Linked DNA regions of Homo sapiens: region 2 is linked to region 1. A link is a loop called in an ENCODE intact Hi-C map of the cell type or tissue named here. Cell type or tissue: heart left ventricle. All regions are shown on one strand. Each heading gives the region's core, and the rest is flanking DNA. Links, peaks and the distances in the headings are about the cores only.

Region 1 (15,773 bases), core at 4,822-7,321:
ATGCTGGGTCACTGGCTTGCTTGGTAGTGTAGATTCTGGTTACTGTCTTCCCCCGCTCTGTCTTTGCTGGTGGCCATGGTGATGTGGTCCAAGACACACATTTAAGGACTAGGGGTGAAAATGGAATTTGTCTGTTGAATCCCCTCATTTCCTAAATATACAGATTATCATCTCAACTTTATTGATGGAGCAGCTGAGGATGAGATTAGGGAATTGATATGCTAGAGGTGAAACAGAGCACCCAGGGGTCTGGTTGTCCAGGCCAAGCTCTTCTCAGGGCTCCTGGTTTTGACTGTAATGCCTGGAACAGTGTGGTACGGTTTGACACAGCATAATGTGGGCTGCCTCTTATCCAGATTTCAAGAGTTTTCTCACCAGTCTACTTTCTCCTTATTTGGGCTGCTGGAGTCTTTATCACTGGACCACTCCTGGTCACTGGCAGGTGAAAGAGACATGGAGACTCTTGTCCTAGCTCTTAAATGTATCTGCCTGGAAGGACATATGCCACTTCTGCTTACATTTTATTGCCCAAAGTGGATCACACAGGTTGTCGGTTTTCAAGATGGCCTGGAAGTACAACCCTGCCCTGTGCACGGAAGAGGAAGAACTGGAAATATCAGACGTCTCTAATCACTACCAGATGTTCCATGTTATCCATGTCAGCTTAGTAACCTTTGAGCCTTATGACGTTCTTGGCTAAGCAATTTCTCATACTTCACATTTAAATAGTCCAACTCATTTATCAAAAATGTCTTTTACTTTAACTTGAGGCAGGGTGATGGGTCTAAAATATTTCATAATATTTAGTGCACTCCACAGCATTCTAAATAAAACATATTAATTTTGTCGACATAAAAACCAAACCCACAATTGACTTTTATCTAAATGTCAGAGAATAGTGTTAATGATTCCACAAGTTATTCACATCAACTCAATAAATTGGGAAATTATTATAAAGCCCTCAATGACAAGGTGTTAATTGGTACTCAGGGTGGTATTTTTACTTCATTATTTATTAAGATCACAATTAAGCTCATCAAGGCTAACAGCCTCTAGGTTAATATCTGTTAGGCACTGTGAAGGAGTCATTGCACAAATAAATGTTCCACATCACATACAAAATAGTCGGTTTTGTTTGTATCACTGTTTTTTAAAAACTGAAACCAAGTAGTCTACTTGATTTATTAATATGATTAATATGTATTTTACTCCATAATAGCATTCTGAGCCAAATAGTGTTTCATTTTCTTTGTGTGAAAATCAGCAGTTCATTTCTATTCGATGTTGTTAAAGATAAGAAAGTACAATATGAAGTCAACTGCAGAGTCTTTAGGTCAGTATAATAAACATTAGTGTGTTTTAGACTACATGAACTAGTTAAAAAAAAAACGTAAAACATCTCTCTCAAGGCACCTGCCAACATTGGCATGTAGCGATGGACGGCTGCAGTGTGGTGCCTGCTCCCACATGTGCCTCCAACATTTGCCTGCAGAGTCCATGCCAGAGTCACTCCCACAAGAGGGATCTTCAAGAAGAAATTGCAACTTGAAGCTTCCAAGTAGCCCAATTTTAGCTGTGTGGTTTTAATTAATTAATTAATTTTAGAGACGGAGTCTCGCTATGTTGCCCTGACTGGTCTCGAACTCCTGGGCTCAAGTGATCCTCCTGCCTCAGCCTCCCAAAGTGCTGGGATTACAGGCACTCACTACTGTGCCCAACTCCAGCTTTGTGGTTTTAAATTTCATTGCTTTTCCCATTCAAATTTCTGAGATTGGTCTAATCATACATAACTAAAGGAGATAAAGTCTTTTTTAACTGACATGTGGCTGCTGCGAACTGCAGAAATACTGTTTCTTCAAGAATCTACCTTCAAAAGTCAAGAGGTTTCTATTTCATTGGTGGAGGATACTACACTTCCATCACTTATCTGAAGCATTTCCAGGATGTGTGCTGTTGCTAAGAACAGCTTCTGAAATGTGTCTGGCATTGCCCCCAACACAGAATGAGGTACCTGAAGAACTTGTAATAAATTTTAAATGGTTGCATTTTTCTTTTAGAAAACATAAAATATATTGTTCCCTAAAGGAAAGGACAAAAATGTATCTGCATTTAGGGTAATCAGTTCATTCTGCTTCAGCCTGGACTTTCTCGGTAGCAATGAAAGTCCAGTGTCCCAGGAAACCTCTCAGTTCTGGGCAAATCAGGACAGTTGGTCACTCTATCTGTGCTTTAAACACTAAGATTGGATCTGGCTGCTCTATTTATGTATTTTCTCCCTTTCTTCTCTCTCCATCTCACTCTGTGTGTATATCTGTGTGTATATACATATGTGTGCATATATATGTACATAGGTATGTATATATAAATATACAAACATATACATATACACATGTATATAAATACACACATATATGGACATAATGTACTTATGATCATATTTACAGCTTTTTTCACTTAATGAGTCATGCACTCTCTCAAGTCATTAAATATTCTTCAATTGGTTGAATTTAGTGGCTTCATACTGCTTCATTATAAAAATGTCATACATAATTAAAGCATTTCTTTATGATTAGGCATATATAATTTATATTTTCATTTAAAAATAATTTTAATTAACATTATTTTGAAAACCCAAGTTTAAAAATTCTCCCCCATGTCTTTACTGCTGTTGAAATGTGAAGCTTTAGTAGATATTGCCATATCGCTTTCCATAAAGTTTTTACTCAGGACAACATTTATTAGTTGTAGTAGGCGAATAAAGGACCCCTTTGGCTAGGCACGGTGGCTCACATCTGTAATCCCAGCACTTTGGGAGGTCGAGGCGGGTGGATCACTTGAGGTCAGGAGTTCGAGACCAGCCTGGCAACATGGTGAAACCCTGCCTCTACTAAAAATACAAAAACTAGCCGGCCATGGTGGCACATGCCTATAATCCCAGCTACTTGGGAGGCTGAGGCAGGGGAATTGCTTGAACCCAGGAGATGGAGGTTGCTGAGGGCGCACCACTGCACTCCTGCCTGGACGACAGAGTGAGACTCTGTCTCAATAAATAAGTAACCCCTAAAAGTTCACTCCCTGATCCCTGGAACCTGTGACTCTGTTACCAGGGATGAGGGGGTGAGTTTTTTATCATATCTCCTTTAGATAATGGCTAACTGGGAAGGAGTTAGAGAAAAGGAGTGAGCGAAAAGGCAGAATGGCCATCTCTCTGGGGAATGAGTTCAGGTTGCTGGACCAAACAGCTACAGGATTTGGGCAGTCCTAAGTTTCATTTTCACTTTTCACACTAAGGATCTTTGTGGATGGGATCCAGGGTACAGACCTTGAGATGGAGAGATTATCCAGGTATGCTCAATCTAATACCTTGAGTCCTTGAAAGTGGAGACTCTTTTCTGAGTCTCAACAGAGAGAGGAGATGGAAGAAGAAGAAATGCATAGTATGAAAGGGACTTGACCCACTGTTGCTGACTTTGAAAATGGAGAAGGGGGCTCTGGGCCACAGAATACAGAGGCGTCTAGAAGCTGGGAAAATCTCTTGTCTGACAGCCATCAGGAAAATGAACATTTAGGCTCAATAAACCAATAACCCAAAGGAACTGAATTCTGCCAATGCCCAGAGCAATCGAAAAAATGGATCCTTCCCTAGAACTTCTAGACAGAAACACATTCCTGATAATACCTTGGTTTTAGCCTGCTGAGGCCTATGTTCAGCTTCTGAACTCCAGAATTATAACATAATACATTTATATTGTTTAAACCACTAATTTTGTGGTAATTTATTAATGCAGAAATAGAAAAGTAATACATTATTAACTGAAAGTATATGCTACTTTGTTAATAAAAAGTATTATTTTGTATATAGGCAAAACTAACCTATAGTGGTAGCATTGAGACTAGATGTTGTGGGGTATTGACTGGCAGGGAATGTGAGGGAGACTTTGGGGTTTAGAAATGTTCTGCAAATATTGATTTGGATGGTGATTCCTGGGGCATATGTATGTAAAAGTGATTTAACTTCTTTGAACTTTATTGTAGGAAACCAATGCCTCAATTTAAAAGTTAGCAGAAAGAAACTATTCCAGTATGAGCTTGTTTAAATTTGTGTCTACTGGTTGGTATTTTTGTGTACATGTTCAATGGTTTATGTTTTTATCTGGTGAATTATCTGGTAGTCTTCTTAGCTCAGGAGTTCAATTATTTTTTTAAATTTATTTATAAGAGACCTTAAATCTTCTACCTCTTGTTTATCTAATTTCTTTTTTAAAAAACTCTGGATCATCTTTTAACAATACTGAAGTTCCAGAACTTGAAACATATCCCTAACCTCAGGATTTCCTCTCACAAGAGGGAACTTACACTCTTACACAAAAGCATCTGGGACTGTCCCTGCCAATTGCCTCATATAACACTGATACAGAGTCAAGTTTTCTTTATAAATTGAGTTTATATAAATCCCCAGTCCACATGCATGGCAAGTGTCACACAAAAATAAACTCAGAAAATTTTCATTCTCCAGTGATGTGGCTTGACACAAAGGTGCATTCAGAGCTAAGAAATGAAAATAGTGGTAAAAGTCAATTATGAGAAAGCAAAGTGGGTTAGTAGAATGCAGGGCGTGTACGCCAAGTGCCTAATCCCAGCTTGCCTGCTTAGTAGCCATGGAACCTATTTAGATATTTTTAGGTCCACCTGCTTCGTGTATCAAATGTGGGGATATACAAGATCAAGGATGTCAAATAGGTTTTCAATGCAAGTGTCAACTCGAGAGGTTTATTGGAAAAGATAATGAGGCCTTATGTCGGCCATGAGAAATAGTGATGTGATTCTTTACTGATATTCTCCATCAGTACAGGATCAGGGAGGAGCCCAGCTCTGGGACATGTTGGCCATTCGTGGGCTAGGAGATTATCTGTGTTCCTCTCAATTTTATTTTCCTATGATTGATTATCATCTTGAAATGAGTCCAATCTGAGACTTGGACACTTAGGGCATTAGGAATCAGCAGAGAAGTGTTCTTTGCTGTTTAGCTGTAGGACAGGCAGGATAGTGGTTAAAACAATGGACTCTGTAGCCAGATTGCCAGGATTTGGATGCTTAGATGTTTTGAAAGCTTATTTCAGGTCTCTGTGCCACTGTTTTCCTATCAGCAAAATAGGTGTGAATTAAACTAGTTGACACAGGAAAAGGGCATTGAAAAGTGAGGTGTTAGCATATGGTAAGTATTTAATAAACTCATTGTTATAGATATTGATAGTGAGAATATAGTGATCAGAGGATGCTAAACAGAGACCCAGGATGTGGACTATTGAAGAAGGACTCCCTTAATTGTCTTCATGCATTCAGATGAAGACATGTGATAGAGATGGACCTTCAGGAATGCCTGTGCTGTAAATAAGGAAATAAAAAGAGTCTCCCGGAAACAGGGAAGCAAGAGACCCCAGGATCTTCACATCAGCCAGAGGTGCAGGATGCTCTGGACCCCAGAAAGAATAGGAGAAAGATCCCAGGTATGACACATACCCAGAGACACCATGCTCATGTTCTGCAGATGGTTCAGAGCCTGCAGTTGGAAAGTCCCTGTGTTTTGCAATTTCCCTTCCTTTGGTTTTGGTTTTAATGTGGATTTCAAAAACCTTAGCGTGAAAAACTAAAATGAAACTTAAGACTGCCCAATTCCTGCAGTTGTTTGTTCCAGCAGCCAGAATGCATTCCCTGGGGAGGTGGCCATTCTGCCCTTTCTCTCTCTCCTCCTTTTCTCTAACTCCTTCCTAGTTAGCCATTATCTAAAGCGGATGCAAAAACGTGCTCATAATTTAGGAGGTGGTGAATGGTGAGACCATGGTCTAGACCATAAGCTAGTAGAAGACAGGGATCAATTAGCATTGGAAAAGAAACAAATCTCCTGCAATGGAAGCTGTTCTCTGTCTTAAGTGATTCCCAAGGAACATAGCAGGGTCAGGTAGAAGAATGTTCTGCAAATCGCAAGTTCTGGAGAATGGCTACATTCTTCATCTTCATCTCAGATTTATTCAGAGATCACAAAAGTCATAGAAGTAATGGAAAGAGACACTAAGAGGGAGAGATGAAGTCACAGCAGGTCGCACAGCTGGTTTATGGCAATCCAGGACTGGAGAAGAAGTGAGAGGCCACACAGGACTTGGGCAGGTCATTCCAAAGACTGCCATGCAAGTTCAAAGCCGTGGGGTCCGAACTCAAATGTGAGAGAACAAAGGAACCTCAGAGAGCATTGGTGTTCCAGTGCTATACTGAGCTATACCTCTGTATCCCCAGGAAAACTGGTTGAAATCCTGATGGGGGCACTGTTCCACAACCCAATGTCCTGACTCAGAATCTTGGGATAAGGCCAGGAAATCTGCATTTTCAGGGGTAGTCCTGGTGATTCTGATTCATACTCAGTTTGGAAACCATCAGTCTAGTGCAAAAGGTAAGCTGGGTTTCATGGAAGAAAAAATGATTTGCACAGATTTACCTGACACACAGCCTAAAGAAAGAGCTGAGGATGCAATGCTCAAAGATGTGCAATGCATTCCTGTCTGGTTGCTGGTCCCTACTGGAAACTGCTCTATTAGAGGCCCCAACATCTCCAATTCTTTGAGTTTACAGGTTCATGCTATGGGAATTGGAGGAAAAACAGCCTGAGAACTTCTTCAACATAGAGACATACAGCATTTACCATTTTCCACCGCCTCCTGCCCAAGCCTTGCTGAGTGCCAGAGGGTCTTCTGAGTATCAATGCATATGGTGATATTTTAGTTTTTTTTTTTATTCCAACTCACTGTGTGCTTCTACACTTGGTTAGAGTTTTAGAGTTCACTCCTGATTGGTATTTGGAGATGAGATCTTGGTGGCAGGGGAAGTATACAGAACTACTTGATCTGGCATGAGGACGAATGAAGTTGTCTGGTTGCTAATTGCTCCCAGGACTTTTGTTGAATTTGGGGGTGGGGATGGGGGGCCTTAATGAAAAATCTGTGTCTAAGCAGGCAATGCCTGAGAAAGGAGTGGGTTCACAGTAATCCAGGTCCTGGCTGGTACATGAAGACAGATTTGAAATACTTTCCTTTCCAACTCTTCTCTAGCCAGTGCATGTGGTGATGTTTGCCAAGACATAGTTCCTGGGGCTAGGAAAACATGTGAGATCATCTGCCAGATTCCTTCACTTGCTGCCTGTAACACAGCATTATCCCCATTTAATGGAGAGGAAAACTGAGGCCCAGAAGGAGAATTTGATATTCCACAATGCTCAGGGAGTCAGTGCCACTCCTGCAATCAGCATCAATGTCTCCTGCTTCACAGGGTGAGATTTTCTAGTGCTCCATGCTTCTGAGTGCTCTGCTTTCTACAGAATCTATCATTCTCTCCCCAAGACTGGCAGGTATTGGCCCTGCTATTGGTCTTTACTGTTGGTGAGGAGGTAAAATTATAGCTAATTTTCATACAAATGGATCCCCGTTTGGAAAAAGGAGCTGGCCAAACTCATAGACTGCAGTTGAATCTTAGGGGTCATCCAGGAAGAGGAGGCCCTGTCTTTTTGAATCCATGTTTTAAAAGCTCTGCGGTTGGGGCTTACAGGGCTAGTGAGAGAGGGACGTGAACTTGGGGCTCAGGGTAGGCATGTCTCTCAATACTGCCTTGTGATATTTTGGTAGTGAGTTCTAGGAGCTGGGTCCCTAGGCCTCCCACTGTGTCCTCTTGACGAAATATCTTCAGTAAGCTCCAGCTGACCCCATTCTTCCTATGAGCTGCTGCCTCTCCTCCACCTCTACCATCCCTTCTTGCCTGGATTATTGCGGATACCTGCTCTCAGGTCCTCCTTTCCACATTCCATCCTCAGGCAGCCAGAAGCTCTGTCTTCATCATGCATACTTCTGATTAGTTTGCGTCTCTTCCCCACTAATTCACACACCTTCATTGTCTTCCTATGACATTCAGAACTGAACCCGACTGTCCATGTTGACATTCAAGACCCTCCAAAATGTAGCTCCAAGCTTGCATTCTAAGTTTTTAAAATGTTTTTCCTATTTCTGGACCAAATTCCAGCCAGACAAGAGTTCTGCTTCTTGCCTACTCTTCTGTCCACCCTAAATTAGTTCAGTCGAACCTCTCCTTTGATCTCACCCCATCATTTAAGAGAGGTCCTGCTTATGCCTCTTCTTCACTGAGAAGTGTAACCTGACCACTGAATCTATTGCCACCTGCTCTTCCTCTGATGTTTCAATTCACCATTGGTGTTCCTCTGGAGTTCATGATAGGTTGAATGGGACTGACTGCAGCCAGGGAGAACATTTCAGAGGCTATTGCTATAGATTGGGTGGGAAAGCTCCCCTGGTAGGAAAGAAGGTGTGGTGGGCAGGAGAGGAAGGAAATGGCTGTGGGCTGACGCTGAACAAGTGACCACAGTCCTTGGTCCCAGGAGGTTGGAATTAGGGACTAGAATCACAGTGCCAGGGCAGTCTTGTCTGTCTTCAACCTGCATGGAGACCAGCCAAGTCAAAAGCCATTCGATGGGATCATGACCTCCACTTCCTAAAGCCATGCCCTCACCCCCAGCTTCATTCTTCCAGCTTCATCTTTTTCAGAAAGAAAATATAACTACCCAATTTTATTTTGTTATTTATACTTTATTAGAGAAGGTTGCTGGCAACCAGACCTAAGCCTGTCATAAACAGGCCTTAAAGAAACTGGCCATAAACAGGATTTCTGCAAAAATGTGACATGCTCATGATGGCTATGATGCACACTGCTAGAAGTTGTTGGTTTACTGGAGCAGGGCAAGGAATGCCTGGCCCATCTGGAGCGGGAAACTGCTCAAACCACAAGCAATAGCATGAGCGGCCTGCGCCTTAACATGTTTTTGCTGCGGATAATCAGCCAGAGCCTATTTCTCTACTCCTTGCTAAGAATTCTTTGTTTCCCCTAAGGAATGCTTTTAGCTAATCTATAACCTATACAAACAATGTGTATCACTGGCTTACTGTCAATAAATATGTAGATCAAACTCTGTTCGTGGCTCTCAGCTCTGAAGACTGTTAGCCCCCTGATCCCACTTTGCACTCTATTTCTGTGTCTTTATCTTCAATTCCTCTAGCACCGCTGGGTTGGGGCCTCCATGACTGAACTGGTCTTGGTAGAAGGTCTCACTTTTTTCCCCAGGCTGGAATGCAGTGGCATGTTCACAGCACACTGCAGCCTCAATCTCCTGGCTCAAGCAATCCTCCCACCTCAGCTTCCTGAGTAGCTGGGAATACAGGTGTGTGTCACCATACCTGGCTACTTTTTGTGTTTTTTATAGAGAGAGGGCTGTGCCATGTTGCCCAGGCTGGTCTCAAACTCCTGGGCTCAAGTAATCCACCCGCCTTGGGCTCCTAAAATGGTGGATTACAGGTGTGAGCCACTATGCCGGACCAACTGCCTAATTTTATAAACAAAATGTTCTCTTGAAAATCTCAGAGCTATACAATAGAGTAGACCTGTTCCCCAAACTGGTGTCCTGGGAAGAGCCCAGAGACTGGCTTCGGTGGCCTAGAATTCCAGTTCCAGCTTGTACCAATCTGGTTTCTCTTGAAACATATTCCCATTTTTTAGGGAAAAAAAATTTCCCCTAAATTCTGAAGACCCTTATTGCAGTGACATTCTGAGGGCCCTTATTGATCAGATTGTCCTGAAGGTTAACTTTCCTGAAAGGAGAGAGAGGCCTTACCTGGTTCAGCAAACACCTGGGAACTCATGGTGGCAGTCAGCACAGAAGAGCTGGGGAGACCTTCATGTTAGAGGGCAAGAGTTGGAGGTTTCTGGGATTTTCTAGGCCTCTCTGCTCCTTTGGCTGCTTTACTTAATTTTTTAAACTAAATCATGATGTTATTTTATAGGATGTAAAGAATTAGGGAGAAGAGAGAGAATTCCTTGGCAGAATTATTGTCAAAGAATTATGAGATGAGATCCAAAATCTGCAGAGTGGGCATTGGGTCCTGGGGAGGTTTCCAAGAAGTGGAAAAGGGAAGCAGTGGGCTGGGACTGGGCACATTTTCCATCCATTGCTGAGACTAATGGGGATGGGATAGGAAAGGGAGGTGCAGTTATGCCCAGCCTAAAAAGAGGAAATGCTCCAAGTTGGATCATCTCATGGGCTGCACTTCCTTTGCACTTAAATGTTTTCTGTAGAAAAGAGAGGAAGAAAGTAAATTGTGGTCATCAGAGAGGTGAGTAGATACAAAATTTGCACTATCCTCAACTCTGTCAGCATCCTCATCATGGACTTAAACCGTGGCTGGGATTCCAACCAGAGATTAGGAAAACCTGTATATTTTTAAACCTTGCTAGCAGGGTTCTAAGTAATACCACTCTTCACAACCCAGGGTGGTATTAATTAGAACTTTGGCTGAATGAGGGACTCCAGGAATCCTACAGATATAAAGCTATCTTATAGCTTTATCTTGGTATCAGAGGATATGTGATGCTGGGTAGCACATGAAGATCTTGGAGTGCTGTGGTTTTCAAACCTTGCTTTAGCTGTCAAAGTCTTTCCCCAAGTAAAATCAAAGGGGAATTCCAATATATCACCAGGGCCAGTGGAGTGGTCTGTGTGATGCAGGAGCTGGAGGCCCCTGTCCCTCACACCCAGCTCCAGGGAACAACAAAGTGTGGGATGGACTGATCCATTAAAGCTCTCTCTCCCAAAAATGCATATCAAGGCAAGGTATCTGATGCAATGTTAGTAGACAAACTGACATAGCTTCTACTTGCTCCAGTGGACGGTTGGTGCAGGGTTGAGAAATTCAGTAGCATAGCTGCATCAAATGCCAGCTTGGAAGCGTGTCATGGATATTTGTCTAGTTACCCCTGCACTGCACACTCATCCCTGCCTCCATCTTGCTCATGAAGATACTCACCATTAACTCCTTGAATTCTTGTCTTTTTTTTCCTCCACTATTCCAAATTCTAGAAATTATTGCTAACTTGACTTCCCTCCTCCCTCCTCCATGTAGCCCTACTAGACTGCTCAGATTTCATTAGACAACACCCTTTCTACTGCCTGAGTTGTACATTTCATTTATTTGACAGTAAACCTGCCAGGCCAGGCCTATATTTTCTTTTCTAATCAAAAGAGGAGGTTTTCCTCAGGCCCTCTACAGACCAGCAGTCTTCATTGAAAACCTGCGAATGACATATGGGCATAGAAGAAGGCACAGGAGCCTTGCCCAGAGGGGACCAGCATTCTCTTTTGGATGTTGGATCAAGGTTAAGTCAACAGCTTATAACCTTCAACTGAACTTCCTCTAGGTAAAGCCTTAGGTTGTACTTGTCCCTAGGCCAGGCAAAATGCCCACTTGTATCTATTAGACTGATTCCCTATGCTTATCAATCACTGGATGTGGGAAAGGATGAAAAATAAGAAGCTGTATCTCAGTTTATACTTCTGGAAACAGTGGGATTATAGTGTTATAACGGTTAAATTAATAGACACATGAAAAGTGCTTTAAACAGTGACAAGCACATAGTTAAGTTCTCAGTAAGCTTAACAGTTGTTACTTTTAGGAACTTCAGAAGAAGTATGGCTAGGAAATGCTAGGAAGGGACTCAAAGTGTAAGACAATAACATTCTCATGATTTCTCCCAAACAGAAGCTCATGTTTCCAAATTGAAACATGTTGCAGCGGGCTGTGTTTTCCAAGGAATGCCTTGTGTTGTGGAAAAGAAATGATGAAGAATGCCAGAGAAAGGGAAGAGGTCCCAGATATCTTGCCAAGGATCAAGCGTCGGGAGTACTCCAGGCTTCAGAGGCATGTGGCTAATGTGGTCCAGGAACAGCAGCTTCTGAGTGATATCAGTGTCATAAATAGGCAGGACTTCAGTGACAACAGGCAGTTTGTTTGCTATTTTCATTTTGCAGATTACCTTCCCAGACTTCAACTTGATGCTACCTGCAGAAGTTGAATGTGAGAATGTTAAGCCAGCATTTCAGACCATCTGGATTCAGCTGTTCTGCCCAGCTCAGCTGTCTTCTGCAGAGAGTGGGTGGCTGTCCAGCTTCTTTCTGTTTCTCATTTTTGGTGACTCCTTGACAGTAGCCATCTAAAGTGATTCAATTCACATTTTCTGCTGCTGGGGAATGAGAAACCTGTGGTCAGAAATAACTCCTGATGGGGGCTGGAAATGAGTCACTTATGGTGAAAACAGATCTCCTGGCTTCCTGGAATGCAGAACCATTTGATGGAAGTAAACCTGAAAACATGGACTCCCAGCTTTGTTCTTTGTCTCAGATTCCCTCTGAGATTACACAATTAGAGGAAGAATTAAATAGGACCTGAGAACTGTTGTTTTCCACCCTGTCCTTTCTCAGAAAAACTGAGACCTGAGAACAGAAACAAAATCCTTAAAGTCATTCAGGATTAATATCCCTGTTAATAGGCCCAGGTGTCTCAGTGCTCAGGTCCTGGATATATCCCACGAGTCTTTTACTACAGTGTACTCTCTCATCCTGGGCCTCATTTATCCCTTCCGCAAAACAGAACCAGCTGGTATTTGCTACTAGCCTTTCCCAGGGTTGCTTGGAAGTTCCTGGAAGAAACATTCCATAAGCTTATTTGCATAGCATGTAGTGATGCAGCTGACATGCAATAGACACTCAATAAATAATGATGGCTACTTGTATTGAATTGTTCTCCAGGCCAGGAACTACCAAATTTATGTGTGTTATCTAATTTAATCCTTCTGATTGACTCTGAAGTAAGTGCTTTTATGGTGCTTATCATGAAGAAGAGAACTGAGGCTTAGAGAAGCCAAGTATCTTACTCACAAGGCCCGTGAACACACTCTTTAACTATGCTGAGCATGCACCCACATGCCTTTGTTTACAGTGCTATTTGCCTATTATTTCACATAATCCTCCAGTGGCAGATGTCTTTATCCCTATTTACCAGGGAAATTAAGTGATTTGGGGGCACACCAGAGCTGGAGCAAATCCAGGAGGTACAACAGGATCCGCTAGCCCCATCCCTACTCTAATACATTGAACTAGAATCTTTGGGGAAGATAATTTAGAATCTGTAGTTTTAGACAAGTCCCTGGTGATTTTAATACACAGCCAATTAGAAGCCATATATCTAGTTTCAGAACCTGTTTTATGGTTGAGTAAACTAATGCCCAGTGAGAAAACAGAAGTTTCCCAAAGTTATCTTACAAGGTAGCTACACAGCAAAGCCAGGAGCCGTAGATCATGCATGAGGCCCAGGCCCTGCATCACATAGTAGTTGCTATGTTGCTTTACCTAGAGCCCCCCCTACCTGCCTGGACCAAGGTAGTCATTTTCTTGGCTTCTGCAGCATCAATGATCAATAAGTGTCTGCTGAGTGCCTCTCTGTGAGTTGCTCTGGGCTGCAGAGAGCTGCCTTCCTCAAGGTCACGTCCCATTTCTGGGTGTAGTCCACGTGCAATAATTGGTTGATGTAGGTATAGAAACTCCAGTTCCATGTCTCCTAAATTGGGCCTGTTCAATTCTGAAGGGTCATTTCAGCTCCAGAATACCCCATACAATGAGTCTAGGGGCATACAGGGACACTTCCTCAAAAGTAAAAGACTAATAATTGCATCTCATGCCTCCACCCATTTAAAAAGAAGCACAGTGCCCAGTAGGTAGATTTTCTCTACTTAGGAGGCAGGGCTACTCTGACTCACATACACAGAAGGTTACCAGTAGTGACTGGGATGCTGAGTAGGAATGGGCTCTGCAATGGGTCCAGGCTGTGGCACAAGAGATCCTGTGGCTTGGATCATAAACCAGGCAGACCTTATGGTATTAGAGTTAACGTGGATGGGAAAAGAAACCCACTGGGCCCTGTGAAATCTACGCTTTAGTAGAAGAACCTGGGGTTTTGGAGAAAAGTCAGGCTGTCTGAAGAGGAGAACTTGTACCTTTTGAAAAAAAAGTTTCCGGTGTGCTACTGAACTCTTGCAGAGACAGAGAGCCTGGCCATGGGAAATCAAATGATTTTCGTAGCCAGAATTTTGCAGAATTTGCTCGCCATGATCTGGGTTCAGTCAAACCTACCAAATCATAATGCCAGGTGGGCCCAGAGGTAAGATTGAGGCAGTGCATTGGGATTGGGCACAGCAGTGCCAAAGGGCATTGCACAGTAAACCATATGAGCAGATGGCTCAGACCCCCATGTCATCCATACTGCATGCCACTCACTCACTTCACACCCATGGCTGCCTGGGAGTCACTTATGACAAGGTGATGGAGGAAGAAAAAGGCTGAGCATGGTTCAAAGATGGTTCAGCTCAGCATGTGGACACAAACAAAAAACGATGACAATTGCTCTACAGATCAACTCAGGGATGGCCTTGAAAGGGAGAAGTGAGGGGAAATCCTCTCAATGGATAGAGTTTGAGCAGTTTTCTCAAACTAGTCATTGACTTGTATATACAGAGAGGTGGCCTGAGGTTAAAATATATGTGGACTCGGAATAGGAACAGCTCCGGTCTACAGCTCCCAGTGTGAGCGACGCAGAAGACGGGTGATTTCTGCATTTCCATCTGAGGTACCGGGTTCATCTCACTAGGGAGTGCCAGACAGTGGGCGCAGGCCAGTGGGTGCGCGCACCGTGCGCGAGCCAAAGCAGGGCGAGGCATTGCCTCACCTGGGAAGCGCAAGGGGTCAGGGAGTTCCCTTTCCGAGTCAAAGAAAGGGGTGACGGACGCACCTGGAAAATTGGGTCACTACCACCCGAATATTGCGCTTTTCAGGCCGGCTTAAAAAACGGCGCACCACGAGACTATATGCCACACCTGGCTCGGAGGGTCCTACGCCCACGGAGTCTCGCTGATTGCTAGCACAGCAGTCTGAGATCAAACTGCAAGGCGGCAACGAGGCTGGGGGAGGGGCACCCGCCATTGCCCAGGCTTGCTTAGGTAAACAAAGCAGCCGGGAAGCTCCTGGGTGGAGCCCACCACAGTTCAAGGAGGCCTGCCTGCCACTGTAGGCTCCACCTCTGGGGGCAGGGCACAGACAAACAAAAAGACAGCAGTAACCTCTGCAGACTTAAATGTCCCTGTCTGACAGCTTTGAAGAGAGCAGTGGTTCTCCCAGCACGCAGCTGGAGATCTGAGAACCGGCAGACTGCCTCCTCAAGTGGGTCCCTGACCCCTGACCCCCAAGCAGCCTAACTGGGAGGCACCCCCCAGCAGGGGCACACTGACACCTCACAAGGCAGGGTATTCCAACAGACCTGCAGCTGAGGGTCCTGCCTGTTAGAAGGAAAACTAACAAACAGAAAGGACAACCACACCGAAAACCCATCTGTACATCATCATCATCAAAGACCAAAAGTAGATAAAACCACAAAGATGGGGAAAAAACAGAACAGAAAAACTGGAAACTCTAAAATGCAGAGCGCCTCTCCTCCTCCAAAGGAACGCAGTTCCTCACCAGCAACGGAACAAAGCTGGATGGAGAATGACTTTGACGAGCTGAGAGAAGAAGGCTTCAGATGATCAAATTACTCTGAGCTATGGGAGGACATTCAAACCAAAGGCAAAGAAGTTGAAAACTTTGAAAAAAATTTAGAAGAATGTATAACTAGAATAACCAATACAGAGAAGTGCTTAAAGGAGCTGATGGAGCTGAAAACCAAGGCTCGAGAACTACGTGAAGAATGCAGAAGCCTCAGGAGCTGATGCGATCAACTGGAAGAAAGGGTATCAGCAATGGAAGATGAAATGAATGAAATGAAGCGAGAAGGGAAGTTTAGAGA
Region 2 (15,773 bases), core at 6,976-9,475, 71 kb after region 1:
GAAATTACCACTCTCCATGTCTATGCACTAGAACCCAACTCCTCAGTGTGGCCATCGGAAGGCCTGACTTGGCCTCTTCTCTATCTATGCTATCTTCACTGGTTTCTCTTCCTGTTCATTCCTAAATGTTGGCCCACAGCACCTTTCAGGTCAGGTCTCATCAGTCGCTTCTTTCAAATACCCTGTGCTGCAGTAATAACCAATTTTCTCATCTTTCCCAGAACGTGCCCTTGCAGGCATTGTTTCTCTTGCCTGGAAAAGGCAGCCAAGCCTTTTCCAGGAAGTCTTTCCAGACTCGTTTGGACACATAAACCTTTGCATTCCTTTATGACAGCCTTTGATTGCACCCTGTATTTTGAAGGTTTCTGGGTATGTTTTCTTTGTCAAATATATGGTAGAATCTACCTATTCTTCTTTGAATCTATCTTAGCACCTAGGACAGGGCCTGGCATTTACTTATTCATTCATTTGCCTATTTATTCATTAATTTAATAAACAGTAATTAAGTGCCTAGTCTGTGCTGGTCATGAGCTCTATATCAGGCACATTTTTGCTGAATGAATAAGTTGAGAGGTTGGGGATAGTTAGATATTAGCTAAAGAAAAAGGTTAAAATCTGAAAATGGCTACTGTGGTTTGACTGGGTTTGAACCACACTGGGCACAGACTCACTTTGCCTGAAACACTGTATGACAGTGGCTGAGTGGCTGGCTGTCTCAGGCCCTCATATGCAGAGGAGAAATAAAAATCTCTGAATTTCTTTATAATTTCCGTTACTTTTTCACTTCCTAGACAGCTGCAAAGGAAGGAAATATCTCAGTTCTTGGAATTCTCCCATTGAATGGAACATGAGGCATTGTGTTCAGGGCACAGTGTTTAGTGTCACTTCACTGCATACCCACGACAACCTTGTAAGACAGCAAGACAGAGACTATCGTGCCATTACACAGAGAGGTCAAATGACCTGCCCAAAGTGGTAGTGCGAGAATATGACAGGGCAAGGACTGGGAAACAGGTCTTCTGTGTCTGTGCCCAGCATGGTTTGGACTCTTAACTACTGCTTTGCCAGGCATCTTGGTGAGAAGTTGGGTCTAGACACCCAGACTGGAATCCTGGTGTGGCCCACAATAGGGTCTGCCCTCACATCTTGGCCTAAACCGCATCCTCCTCATTTCCATTTCTCGAATGTGTTTTGTAATGTAATTCTTCTGTCTTCACTACTCCAGGCCAAACATTAAGACTTTGGTTCCCCTTTTTGGTCATCAGCTTCCGCTGCTTATTTTCTCTGACAGTTATTTTTTTTTCTAGTTCCCCATTTGTCTTTCTCTCATTTCATTTTCATCCCCTTGGAATTTGTCATCAGCCAAGCTGGCAGTTTCGATTACATCAGATATCCCATTTTGAGGGATGACAGAGATTTTTTCCAGGGTGATATTAGTTTCTAGGACTTCTAGGAAAAAGAAAGCTGGAAAAGCCTTTGTCCCTCTCCTTCCATTTTCTGCAAAACAAACTGGTCTCCTATCTTGCTGGATGCTGGGTCCTTAGCTAGACTCTCGGGAAAATCCAGAGGTTACTATGACTCCAGACCCCTCACCCTTTGTTTGTGGCCTTTTCTCCAAGCTGACTAGAACTCAGGGTAACTAACATCCTATAAGTTAAGATACCACCCTGCCAACAGAGGGTGCAGCCATCTTGGGGAGGGTTGGCTGATATGAACATTGCATGGCATTGGCATCCAAACCTCGTTTTGCAAATTGATGATCCTAAAACACAGAGAAAGCAGTGACTTGCCCAAGGTCACAAAACAAATTAGTGACCAGGGATTGGGCTGGAACTTGGTGTCTAATTCCTTTTCTGAGAAGAAGCCTTTCCTCTGCCACAAGCTGCTTGGAGCATCAGGGGTCCTTGCTAAATGATTTGCAAAATCCCCAAGCATAGATGCTGGATAAATCTCTGGCAGTCACTCTTATTTTATACACTTTACCCTTAAAGAAATTGTCTGGTCACATACTTCTGGGTCACATGCTGGTCACAGGATGTGCAGAGCTCTTAAAAGACATGATTTCAGCCACCTGAAGCATTGATAAGGGAAACTGAAGCATGAACGTGTTAACTGATGGCCATTCACATGCCAGTCTCAAAGCTCCCAGGACACCTGTCTCTGCTCACAAAACTCTCTAAGCCGACCAAATAATCTGCTTCCAAAGAAAAACAATCATCAAGTTGCCTTTTCTATTATGATTATTATAACTACAATTATAATGATTTAGAGATAAGCTGCATTTTACAGTTGATCAAGCTTATTTGTCTATAATCTCTGATTTCTGGTCTTTACAACAGCCTGCCGTAACAGGCACTTTATTTTCCCTTTTGAGAATTGAGAAATAAGGTTCAGAGAAGTTAAACACTTTGACCAGGGCCACATAGATGGAAGATAATAGAATCAAGTCTCCAAATCTGGGGCATTTTTGCTATACTGCTGTCACACACAAACTCATACTAGTTAAATGTATCTGTAATAAGCATCTTCAATAGCCTTGCCTCTTTAGATCCTTACAGCAATTTTATGAAGTCGATTTCATTTTTCAGAAGAGGAAATTGAGGTTCAGGCCATAAGCAATTAAGTGGCTGAACTGGACCACAAATTCAGGGTATCTTCTACTACCCTGCCTTGCCTCCCATGTCTAGGTCCCCAGCACAACGGGAAAGTTCCAGCTGTGGCCCGGAAAGCCCTACAGGCAGAAAGCCAAGGCCAGGACAGCAGCCAGGAAGGACTCTGTTTCCTGCCCAGAGCTCTTCCTCCCCGCTGACTCCAGCTGGCCCTCTCTGAGCAAAGGAGGGGAATTTCTAGTCTGAGCAGAGTAAAGTTTTCTGTGACTCTGACTTCTTCAGGGCCTCCACTTTCCCTACAGGGAAGCTAGGGTAATAATAATAATAATAATAATAATAATAACCAACATTGATTAGACATTAGTGATGTCTTAGAGAAAGATTCATTATTCATTCATTCACTCATTCATTCATCCACCCATCCTTTAACAAAATTGGGTCTCTTCTGTGCAAGACATTATGCTAGATACTTGGGATACCAGGATTGATGAAACATGGTTTATGACTTCAGGAGTTGAATTTTGGTTCAGGAGACTGAATAGAAATGACAAGACTCCTAGATTCTTTCATCTACCCTACACTCCAAGTACAGTCCCTCGTTGCCCTCCTAATCTTTGCGTTCTTAAAACTGTTTTCCTGGATACCACAAGGTTCCTGGCTTGGTTCTTTGCCTACAATCTCACACCTCTAATCTATCCTCCACCCTGCTACCAAAAGACTGAAATGTGAAGCCAATTGTGCCATTTCCCTGCTGAGAACCCTTTGTTGGCTCCCCTGTGCCCTCAGCATGCCCGTCCAGAACTTGGCTGTGGCTTGGCCACTGCCTCCCTCTCCAGCCTCACCTCTCTTCTCTCCCCTGAGGGACCCTGCCTCCAGAAAGGCCAAACTGGTTGCAGAGAGTTTTATTCCCCTCCACCCACCAAAGGCATACTTCTGGATCTTTGCACGGTTATCTTCTTTACCAGACCAATGTCTACTTATCCCACAAAACCCTGGTCAGAAGGCCTTCCCCCTGCAAACCATGGCTGGAAAAGATGCTTTTGTTAATGATTGTGTATGTCAATTGGACTGGGCTAAGGAATGTCCAGATTGCTAGTAAGACAGTAGTTCTGGGAATGTCTGTGTGGATGGTCCCAGAAGAGAAGACAATTTGAATTGTCAGACAGTAAAGAAGATCACTCTCACCAATGTGTGAGGGTATCATCTAATCCATTGAGGGCTCAAAAGAACAAAAAGACAGAGTAAAGGGCAAGTTCACTCTCTCTTTTCTGGAACCGGGACATTCATCTTCCTCTGCCCTTGAACACTGGTGCTCCTGGTTCTCATACCTTCAGACTTGGACTGAGACTTACACCATTGGCTTCACTAGTGTTCAGACCTTTGGGCTTAGACTGAAACTACATCACTAGTTTTCTTGGGCCTCCAGCTTGCAGATGGCAAATTGTGGGACTTTTTAACTTCCATGATCACATGAGCCAACCCATCATAATAAATCCTTCTGTTTTTCTTTTCTTTTCTTTTCTTTCTCTTTCTTTCTTTCTTTCTTTCTTTTCTTTCTTTTTCTTTTTCTTTCTTTCCTTCCTTCTTTCTCTCTTTCTTTCTTTCTTTCTTTCTTTCTTTCTTTCTTTCTTTCTTTCTTTCTTTCTTTCTTTCTTTTTTCTTTCTTTCCTTCTTTCTTTCTTTCTTTCTTCTTTCTTTTTTTTTTTTGTTTTTTTTTCTTGACAGAGTCTCACTCTATCGCCCAGGCTGGCGTGCAGTGGTGTAATCTTGGCTCACTGCAAACTCTGCCTCCTGGGTTCAAGGGATTCCCGTGCCTCAGCCTCACAAGTAGCTGGGATTACAGGCCTGTGCCACCACACCTGGCTAATTTTGTATTTTTAGTAGGGACAGGGTTTCACCGTGTTGGACAGAGTGGTCTCAAACTCCTGACCTCAGGTAATCTGCCCGCCTCGACCTCCCAAAGTGCTGAGATTACAGGCATGAGCCACGGCACCTGGCCACATCTTTCTGTATTTCTATGTGTAATCTATTAGTTCTGTTTCTCTGGAGAACTCTGACTAATATACCCTTCTTTTATATTTCTGCAACATTGACGTTTACCCCACACAAGGGTTCTACTCTATTGCACTCACATTTCACTGATTGTCTGGGTCCTGCTTGTCTCTCTGATTTTTCCGTGGACTCCTGGATGTCTACTGCAGAGATAATGCCTGGCTCAAGAAGGTGCTTATTAATGCTCTGTTGAATGGACATAGGAGAAATTTCAAAGAAAGAAATTATCTTATCTGCTCCAAAGCAGCTTGCAAAATGCACCCAACTTGACCCACTCTCGTGGGTGGCTGGGGCTCAGGAGGAAGGAATGTGTCTGGTTTTCTAGAGAACAAAGGGGCCTCTTACAATATCACAGATGCTACAGAATGCAGGAGCAGCTGTTAGTAATTGTGACTGGGAAAGTCCACACGCTTTCCTGTGGCTTTTCCCTTTATACCAGGCCTTGGGCGGATTTCAAGAGGAAAATAATAAGCTATTTGACCTTTCCCTTTTGCTAGCCAGTGTTTCTTGCTGCTCCATGGTCAGAGTTTTAGCTGAGAATATTTCTGTTTTCCCCACTCAGACAAACTGACAATGCTAAAGCTTAGAGAAGCGGAGGGCTGGCCCTACACCCAGGTGCCTTGCTGGACCTAGGAACTGGGATCCATCCCTCTGCCACCTTCCAAGTCCTCAGGATCCACAGAGAACCACTGAGCTTTTCAATTACCTTCCCCCATTGTTGCCCTGTGGTTGATTCATCCTCACCACAGAAAAGTTCTGGTGCTGAGTAGAGGGAGGGGCAGTTCTCATCAGACCTGCCAGGTTCAAGAACTTACATATGCAGGAGATTTCTGCTGGACCCTTATATATATTAATTTATTAAAATAATTAGCATCTGGCCAGGCACAGTGGCTCACACCTGTAATCCCAGCACTTTGGGAGGCTGAGATGGGCCGATCACCTGAGGTCAGGAGTTCGAGACCAGCCCGGCCAATATGGTGAAACCCCCATCTCTACTGAAAATACAAAAATTAGCCGGGTGTGGTGGCACGTGCCTTAATCCCAGCTACTCGGGAGGCTGAGGCAGGAGAATTGCTTGAACCCAGCAGGCTGAGGTTGCAGTGAGCCAAGATTGCACCATTGCACTCCAACCTGGGCAACAAGAGCAAAACTCCAACAACAAAAAAAAGGAACCTACCATGGGGCAGATACTGGATATACATAACTTCTACGTGAACAGACATGATTTCTGCCTAGACGAAGCTCACTTTTAATTCTCCTAATAGTCCTCTCAGCTAATAGAAGACCCCTAACCTTTTGCAGATGAGAAAACTGAGGTCTGGGGAGACAAAATGACATGCCCAAGGCCATGCAACCAGGTGAAAACTGAATAGAAATTAGAATCTGACTTCCATTTGTATGGTCTTTCTATGACACAGTTTTAATAAGTGACAGCCTGTGACCTGGCCACCTTGCCTTCTGACACTGTGTGGACCTATCAGGGTGCACCATTCTTTCTCAGACATGATACATGCCACAGAAGCAGCTGGCCACCAGCACCAGCACCACATTGACCTCAGCCCACATCCAGCCAGCCCAGGTCCTACCCGACAGGTAAGCCCAGGGACCCTAGCCAGCCACTCAGTCACCAACAGAGACTTTGCTGGACAACTTTGTGTCCTGTTTCCCCAACTTCTTCCATAGAATCCAGACTTGGTGCTGGACAGAGCTCTCTGTTCAGCAATTTTTTAGTATTAACAAAAAACACCGAAAATAAAACTTAACTACTTCCTGAATGAATGAATGGACAGAAGAATGAAAGGTGGAGCTTATCCTATGGGTACATGGCAACCTTGGAACTGCGATTTGAAAGGAAATTAAGGAACTCTGTGTCCCAAACACCTTGTCTACCAGCCAGTCCCAGGGCCTGGAATTCTCACTACTGTGGCATGCCTTTCAGCTAAAGCATATTCTCAATTTTGGTATTCTACCTTTGAGATTTTTGACAAGTCTTTGCAACACTGTTCACTTATATACTTAGTGGTTTTATGTAAAATGACTCATTTTTTTCTTAAATAAATTCATTTTAAAAAGAAATGTATAACTGTTACAAATTTGGAAGCAGTATTGCCTGCCATAGATACAATCAAAACAAACTTGTTTTTTGACTCAAACTTGATGCAGCTGCCTGCCTGGTGTACTGAGTACTGAGCTTATAAGCTTACTCTCTCACTGAAGAGAGAGAGACAGACAGACAGAGAGACAGATTGGCGAGTATAAGCACTAAGGTTTTCTTCTTGATGGAATCAGAAAGATTAAAAGATAATTGAAACGTGAATGCCTTCTCTGCTAGTGATTCATTGCTGCCTAATGTTCTGGTCTGGGATAACAATGGATTAGAGTATCCTGCCTTATATATTTATTGACATGGGGTATTTAGCAGAGTGATTGTCCCCTATTAGCACACCATGGGGATTAATGGAGCTGATGCCCTGGCAAAAAGACCTTCTGAAGACACACACATTCTGCTGAGGGCAGCTGGAGTAGTGCAGAAGACTTGGGCCTTGCCAGGCTGAGCAACCATGGCAGAGTTGGGGTATAGTGGGTTGATGGCATGGTGTGCTTGGCGTGCCAAGGTTGTGATAAGCAGTAATGAGGAAGTCCCAAGAGAAATGTGGCTCGGTCTTGTCCTGCCCAGCTGTGGCTCTTGGCAGAACTTGGGGGATGGGGAATGTGGGGCTTGACTGCTGTCCCCTAGAAGAACGTTGAGTAAGAGAAGCCTCTTTGGAGGCCCTCTGTGTGGCTGTATAGAGATCTTCACGTTAACGTGGGGAAAGGCCCTGGGGCTGGAGTAATTCCTTTTACTGGGACAGGACAGCCCCTATTTGCTGGCTATTTCACAAAACAGAAGGGAATCTTCTCAGAAAAACCACATGAATGTGCTGCTGGTGGGCAGAGGAGTTGATGAAAGGGCAGTTGGTGCAGCAAGCAGAGTAAGACCCAGGGTTAGGGTATGAGGGAGAATGGCACACACTGATGGGGACCCACCTGCCAGGCACAGAGGCAGGGGTGTCGCAGGCCTTAGCTGCTTCACAACTCAGGGTTCAGTCATTACTAGTCAGCAGGCAAGCAAATGAAGGCCCAGAGAGGCTAAGCCTTGATGAAGACTGCACAGCTGGAGAGCTGGAGAGATGTCAAGCCTGGGGGGCGGTCCTGGACCTTCCCACTCCAAGTTGGGGGTGTAGACCAGCCTGGTTGCCCACATGGCCTGGCCATCCCTCTGAAGAATATATGGATTGTGGGGATGGTGAGGCTGCTTCCTCCAACAAGGTATGAGCTCGCAGTTAGTCCCTGTACCCCTGACTTCCTGCTCTGCACTCGATCTGTGAAATCTGAGTCCACAGCTCTGTGAAGTCACTCATTTCTGCTCTTTTAGGGGTACAGAAACAAAGGCTGCAGAAGTGATGCCCTCACACTGAGGGCAGTTTGACCTCCCTCTTATTCTAGCAAGTGCCAAGCTCCACTGGAGTACCCGGGAAGAATTCGTTTATCTCTCTGGGTGGGGAGAATCCCTGGGACTTCCCAAATGACTGCAGGCCTGGCTGGGAGGATGAAGGATGTAGCTGGCAGGCCTTCCTATGGCTGCTGGATAGCTCCAGAGCTGGGTTGGAAAGAGGCCACAGTGTGACCTGCTTTCAGGGCTCAGAGGTCAGGCCTGTAAACAGGCTTTGTCTTGCCTTGTAGGGACAATCAACATAGCTGGGACTTTCCCATTTTCAGGGCCTGGGAGGAAATTACTGACTTTATCTTGAAGGCTCAGAGCATACAGGGAATCTGGCCATGTGAAAATGTGGAAAAGGGAGCAGGTGGGAGGGGCATTCCCAGAGTCCTCAGAGTTTGGCGGTGAATTTCCAGCTCCAGTTTCATCAGGAATTAGTGAAGAGAAGGGCCCTCGGGACACTTCAGCCCCTGCCCTGGACTAATATCTTCCTTCCTTCCCCCTGCCTCTGTTCCTCTTGTCTGATTCCCAGGTCAGCTTTAGCTGAGCAAAACCCTTCCAGGCCTGCTTTCCAGAACATCTTCCCCTAGCCAGTCTTGATGCAGAGAGGCTGCAGGAACACCCTGTCTGGGTGTCTATCTCTGCATTCAGCTGTGCTTTCAGTTAATTATAGCAGTGGCATCATACTAGTGCCTCATTTATTGGGCTCCTACTGTGTGCACAGCCCTGTGTTACGTGCTTTAAATACAGCATCTCATCTAAGCCTCAGTGTTACCCTGAAAAGAGTACATTACTGCCTGATTTTTCAAGGTCAAAGAGATGGCTGCTTTGGAGAATGTAGAGGTTGTCTGGGATAAGACTTGGCCCTGTGGTCAGATGTCTCCACAGGCGTGAGTAGGCCTTTTTCAAAGGACTTGTGTGAGAGAATTTGTCCTGGTTTCTACTTCCCAGGGACTAAGGGTGGGAATGGTAGGCGCTCTAGGGTGTGAATATCTGTGTACCTCTGCTGAGACAAGCCCCTCCCCTATAGATACCCTTGTGGGTAGAGTGCTGGGTGCTGGGGCCAACCATGGCCAGGTATGGTGAGGGAGGCTGGATGGGCCCCTTCTTCCCATCCTAATGCCGGGAAGAAGCCAGTCCTGCTGTGTGTGAGTGCCTGCATGTGTCTGAAGCTCTCTGTCTGGTTAAAAGTTTCAATGAGCAACCTCTAGAACCTGATTTCCAGGGTCTGAGCCCCAGCTCTGTCACTTATGATATTATATACTCTGGTCAATTTACTTAGCCTTGTAGTTCCTCTGTTTCAACATTTGTAAAATGAGAATAGTCATAGTCCCTATCTCCTAGCATTGTTGTGAGGATCAGTAAGTTAAATAAATACTTGTTAAGCCCTTAGACTGGCCCCCAGGGTAATCCACAAATGTTAATTGTTATTGTTGTCATCAGTCTCCATCAGTCATCTGGCTCCATGGGTGTGTGTCTGTGGGAGAAATGAGTATGCAGATATGTCTGGCACTGCTGTTTCCACACTTTATATCCTCGGCTTGGCTTTATCGCCCCCTACAAAGACCTAGCCAAGGGCATGTTTCTGAGAAATGACCTGAGAAGACAGAGACGGACTGCAGTGGCCCCTATAACCCTCCCAGGGGGCCACCCTCCCTGTGTTTTATCTCCTTCCAGTGGCAGCACCCAGTGCCCAACATGCAGGAGCTGGATCCCAGAGGTATTTGATTACAGAAACAGAGAAAGGTCTTTTACTAATGATAGGGCCACAAGAATGTTAACACCAGCTACCTTACTTCATAGAGGAGGAAGCAGACTCTCAGTGTGTGTGTGTGTGTGTGTGTGTGTGTGTGCGCGCGCGTGTGCGCGCAAGACAGAGAGCGGGAGTGTGGCGGTATGGGGAAGGAAAGTCACATGTTTAGTAAGTTGCAAAGGGGACATTATACCTGCACCTGCTAGGACTTGCCACAGTGGTGGGTCTGGGTATCCTGGGTGACACTCTGCTCAAAACTGTTACTGAGTATGAGGTGGCTGAATCTGACTGGGAAGCAGAGGGAGGGAGTAGGAAGCTAGGGGCCTGGGACATAGGAACAAATTCACATCCATCTCTTGGGAGCCAGAAGTCCCTGGACAAGTCCAGAGGGGAGGGCACTTCTCCAGCCAGAACAGACCCTGGGTTGGATCACTGGAAGGACTCTGTTTCAGAAGAGGGAGAAAGATACAGTTCGGGGGTAGTGTTCAGAGAGACTGTCAGCACCAATCTCACTCAGGGGTCTTTAACCACTGGACTGGTTCTTCCTGCATGCTGCACAGACACAGTCAATGCACAGAAACCAGAACATTGCAGCAAAGAAGGTGTTTAATTGATGCGAGGCCGACCACACCACGCTGGAGACAGAGTTATTACTCAAATCAATCTCCTTGAAGGCTTGGAGGCTAGGAGTTTTCCTTCTTTTCTGCTCTTCCTTCCTTCCTTTCTTCCTTCCTTCCTTCCTTCCTCTCTCTCTTTCTTTCTTTCTTTCTTTCTCTCTCTCTTTCTTTCTTTCTTTCCTTTCCTTCCTTCCTTCTTTCTTTCTTCTTTCTTTCTTTCTTTCTTTCTTTCTTTCTTTCTTTCTTTCTTTCTTTCTTTCTTTCTTTCATTATTTTTTTTTTACAGGGTCTCATTCTGTCACCCACTCTGGAGAGCAGTGGCGCAATCACAACTCACTGCCTCCTCAACCTCTGCAGGCTCAGATGGTTCTCCCACCTCAGCCTCCCAAGTAGCTGAGACTACAGGCATGCAACACTATGCCAGGCTAATTTTTGTATTTTTTGTAGAGACAGGGTTTTGCCATGCTCCCCAGGCTGGTCTTGAACTCCTGAGCTCACACGATTGGCCCACCTTGACCTCCCAAAGTTCTGGGATTGCAGGTGTGAGCCATCGCGACCAGCAAGGGTCTTTTCAAAGATAGTCTGGTGGGCAGGGGGCTAGCGTATGGGGAGTACTAATTGCTTGAGTCACAGATAAAATTACAGGAGCAATTGGTGGGTCTAGGTGGAGCCATTGGCCATCCAAAAAATCTGAAAAGACATCTCAAAAGGCCAATCTTAGGTTCTACAATGGTGATGTTATCTGCAGGAGTTACTGGGGCAGTTGCATATCCTGTGACTTCTGCAATAATGGCTGGCAATCATTTATGTCTACACTTTAGCAGAATTCAGACTCCTCTATCCTCCTAGCCTGGTGGTCTCTCATTAACTTTACAAAGTAGCTGAGATGTGGGGAAGGCCTATTATCACTTAAACTATAAATTAAATGTCTCCCAAATTTAGCTCAACGTAAGCCCAGGAATAATTAAGGGCAGCTATAAGCAAAATGAGGATTGATTGAATCAGATCTCTTTCGCTGCCGTGATTTTCCCACTGTTACAATTTTTGCAAAGGTGGTTTCATTTCAGGTCAGTTTCCCACGTTAACAGAGTGAAGGAGAGTGAATTAGGACTCAATCTCCTGGGGCTTGGTACTTAGCTAGGAGAGGTAATGGTAAATTTAAAAAAAGAAGTAAATGACCACAATTTATTTTTCTTGCTTTTTCTTTTTAAAAAATTTTTATTTTAGGCTCAGGGATACATGTGCAGGTTTGCTATGTAGGTAGATTGCATGTTTCAGGGGTTTGGTGTACAAATTATTTCCTCACCCAGATAATAAGCATAGTACTCAATAAGTAGTTTTCAATCCTCACCCTCCTCTCACTCTCCACCTTCAAATAGGCCCCAGTGTCTGTTGTCTGTTGTTCCCTTCTTTTCTTTTCTTTCTTTCTTTTTTTTTTTTTTTGAGACAAGGTTTCTCTCTGTCACCCAGGCTGGAGTGCAGTGACACAATCATGGTTCACTGCAGTCTTGACTGCTAAGCTCAAGAGATCCTTTCACTTCAGCCTCCCAAGGAGCTGGGACTACAGGCATGTGCCACCATGCCCAGGTAATTTAATTTTTTTTTTTTTTTTTTTTTTTTTTTGTAGATACAGGGTCTCAGTGTGTTGCCCAGGTGGGTCTTGAACTCCTGAGCTCAAGTAATCCTGCTGCCTCAGCCTCCCAAAGTGCTGGGATTACAGGCATGAGCCACTGCACCTCGTCAGTTGCTCCCTTGTTTGTGTCCATATGTACGCCATGTTTAGCTTCTACTTGTAAGTGAGAATGTGCAGTATCTGGTTTTCTGTCCCTGCGTTAGTTTGCCAAGGATAATGGCCAACAATGTTGCTGCAAAGGGCATGATCTCATTCTTTTTATGGCCGCATAGTCTTCCATGGTATACATGTACCACATTTGTACCACAATGGTACTACATGTGCCACAATAGTAGACCACAGTCTACCATTGATGGGCATTTAGGTTGATTCTATGTCTTTGCTATTGTGAATAGTGCTGTGATGAACATACACATGCATGTGTCTTTATGGTAGAAGGATTTATCTTCCTTTGGGCATATACTCAATGATGGGATTGCTGTGTCAAATGGTAATTCTGTTTTAAATTCTTTGAGAAATTGCCAAACTGATTTCCACAATTGCTGAAGTAATTTACATTCCCACCAGCAGTGCATAAGCATTCCCTTTTCTCCACAACCTCGCCAGAATCTGTTATTTTTTTTTTGACTTTTTGATAATATTCATTCTGACTGATGTGAGATAGTATCTCATTGTGGTTTTGATTTATATTTCTCTCGTGATCAGTGATGTTGGGCATTTTTTTCATATGCTCATTGGCTACATGAATGTCTTCTTTTGAAAAGTTCCTGTTCATGTCCTTGCCTGCTTTGTAATGGGGTTGTTTATTCTTTGCTTGTTTAAGTTTCTTGTAGTTTCTGGATATTAGACATTTGTCAGATGCAGTTTGCAAATATGTTCTCCCATTCTGTAGGTTGCCTGCTTAACCTGTAGTTTCACTGTTCAGAAGTTCTTTAGTTTAATTAGGTCCCATTGGTCAATTTTTTGTTGTTGTTGCTGTTGCTGTTGCTTTTAGTGTCTTTTTCATGAAGTCTTTTCCAGTTCCTATGTCCAGATTGATATTTCTTAGGTTGCCTTCCAGAGTTTTTATAGTTTTTGGTTTTAGATTTAAATCTCTAATCCATCTTGAGTTAATTTTTGTATATGGTGTAAAGAAGGTGTCCAGTTTCAACCTTCTGTGTATGGCTAGCCAGTTATCTGAGCATGATTTATTGAATAAGAAGTCCTTTTGCCATTGCTAGCTTCTGTGAATTTTCTCAAAGATCAGGTGGTTGTAGGTACACAATATTATTTCTGGGCTCTCTATTCTGTTCCATCAATCTATGCACCTGCTTTTGTACTGTTGCCATGCTGTTTTTGTTACTATAGCTTTGTAGTATAGTTTGAAGTTAGGTAATGTGATGCCTCCAGCTTTGTTCTTTCACTTAGGATTGCCTTGGCTAATTGAGCTCTTTTTTGGTTCCATAAGACTTTTTTTTTTTTTTTTTGAGATGGAATCTCACTCTGAAACCCAGGCTCGAGTGCAATGGTGTAATCTCAGCTCACTGCAACCACAACCTCTCAGGTTCAAGCAGTTCTCCCACCTCAGCCTCCTGAGTAGCTGGAATTACAGGCACATGCCATCATGCCTGTATTTTTAGTAGTGATGAGGTTCCATCATGTTGGCCAGGCTGGTCTCGAATCCTGACTTCAGGTGATCTACCCTCCTCAGCCTCCCAAAGTGCTGGGATTACAGGCATGAGCCACCATGCCTGGCCCCACCCCATATGAACTTTTTAATAGTTTTTTCCTAATTCTATGAAAAATGTCATTGGCAGTTTGAAAGGAATAGCACTGAATCTGTAAATTGCTTTGAGCTGTATGGCCATTTTGAGAATGTTGATTCTTCCTGTCCATGACTATGGAATATTTTTACATTTGTTTTTGTCATCTCTGATTTCTTTGAGCAGTGTTTTGTAATCCTTGTTGTAGAGGACTTTCACCTCCTTGGTTAGCTGTATTCTCCTAGGTATTTTAGTCTTTTTCTGGCTATTGTGAATGGAATTGTATTCTTGATCTGGCTCTCAGCTTGGATATCATTGGTGTATAGGAATGCTACTGATTTTTGTACATTGATTTTGTATCCTGAAACTGCTGAAGTTGTATATTAGATCAAGAAGCATTTTTGAGGAGGAGAGGGGAACTAAATTTTTGGAGGGGAACTAAATGTCACCTAAAGTTAGCTTGGCCTAAGGCCAGGAATAATTAAGGGCAGCTAAAGGCAAGGTGGGGCAAGATGGGGGTCAGTTAAATAAGATCTCATTCATTGCCATAATTTTCTCACTGTTATAATTTTTGCAAAGGTGGTTTCATTTCCAGGTCAGTTTCCCAAGTAACAGAGTGAGGGAGAGTGAATTAGGACTCAGCCTCCTGGTGCTTGATACTTGGTTAAGAGATGTAAAGGTAAATTTAAAAAATAAAGAAATCACCACAATTTATTTTTCTTTTTAGCCTTCCCAATACCTGCAAAAAAAAAAAAATCTGTCCTGCAGACCATGAAACTGAAGATTGATAAGAAAATGTTTTCATTGTTATTGTTCAAGTTTGCACAACTATTGAGGAGCAGACCTGGTGTGTCTGCCTTATGGTAGGTTATCACCTTCATGAGTGTGTTGAGGGAGTATAACCACCCAATGGGTTTACCTTGCCCTCTGCCTAGACAGAGCCAATTTCTCAAGACAGAGGAATTGCAATAGAGAAAGAGTAATTCACTCAGAGCCTGCTGTGCGAGAGACTAGAGTTTCATTATTACTCAAATCAGTCTTCCCAAATATTTTGGGAGCAGAGTTTTTAAGCAAAACTTGGTGGACGGGGGGAAGCCGGTGAGCCCAGAGTGCTGATTGGTCAGAGATGAAATCACAGAGAGTCCAAGCTGTCTTCTTGCACTGAGTCAGTTCTTGGGTGGCAGCCACAAGATCAGATGAGCCAGTTTGTCAATCTGGGGGTGCCAGCTGATCCGTGAAGTGCAGAGTCTGCAAAATATCTCAAGCACTGATCTTAGGAGCATTTTAGGGAGGGCCAGAATCTTATAGCCTCCAGTTGCATGACTCCTAAACCATAATTTCTAATCTTGTGGCTAATGTTAGTCCTACAAAGGCAATCTAGTCCCCAAGCAAGAAAGAGGTCTGCTTTGGGAAAGGGCTATCATCTTAGTTTTAAACTGTAAACTGTAAACCAAGTTTCTCCCAAAGTTAGTTCAGCCTCTGTTCAGGAATGAACAAGGACAACTTGGAGGTTAGAAGCAAGATGGAGTCGGTTAATTTAAATGGCTTTCCCTGTCTCAGTCATAATTTTGCAAAGGCTGCTTCAGGAGGGGGAAGGTGGGAAGGGATAATGAGAGAAAGAATAAGACAAATTCACTGATACATATCATCTGGGACAGGAAGTTGTCAATGAGAAGAATCAAACTCTGTAAAATATTTGGAGAGATTTATTCTGAACCAAATATAAGTGACCATGGCCTGTGACACAGCCCTTAGAAGACCCTGAGAACATGTGCTCAAGGTGGTTGGGAGGCAGATTGGATTTATACATTTTAGGGAGACATGAGACATCAATCAAATGCATTTAAGATACACATTGGTTCAGTCCAGAAAGGGGGGACAACTTGAAG

The links. Peaks named below come from ENCODE experiments on the same cell type or tissue, not always from the same donor. Only the 100,000 strongest peaks of a DNase experiment are listed, where the experiment ranks them.
Region 2: a loop joins it to region 1, with 2.3 times the contacts of the local background. A loop is called at or near these places in 9 of 110 quality-filtered maps.

What each region holds. Positions count from the first base shown.
Region 1 is chr17:34,297,164-34,312,936 of GRCh38, reverse strand. No RefSeq gene overlaps it. Among named protein-coding and RNA genes, the nearest start is that of CCL8, 14 kb to the left of the region's middle. RefSeq lists an enhancer at 14,716-15,305. In heart left ventricle, for the core only: a CTCF peak has its summit at 6,310; no DNase peak of the experiment used is centred there.
Region 2 is chr17:34,228,227-34,243,999 of GRCh38, reverse strand. No RefSeq gene overlaps it. Among named protein-coding and RNA genes, the nearest start is that of CCL2, 19 kb to the left of the region's middle. In heart left ventricle, for the core only: no CTCF peak of the experiment used is centred there; DNase peaks (open chromatin) are centred at 7,869 and 8,309; H3K27ac peaks cover 2,403 bases.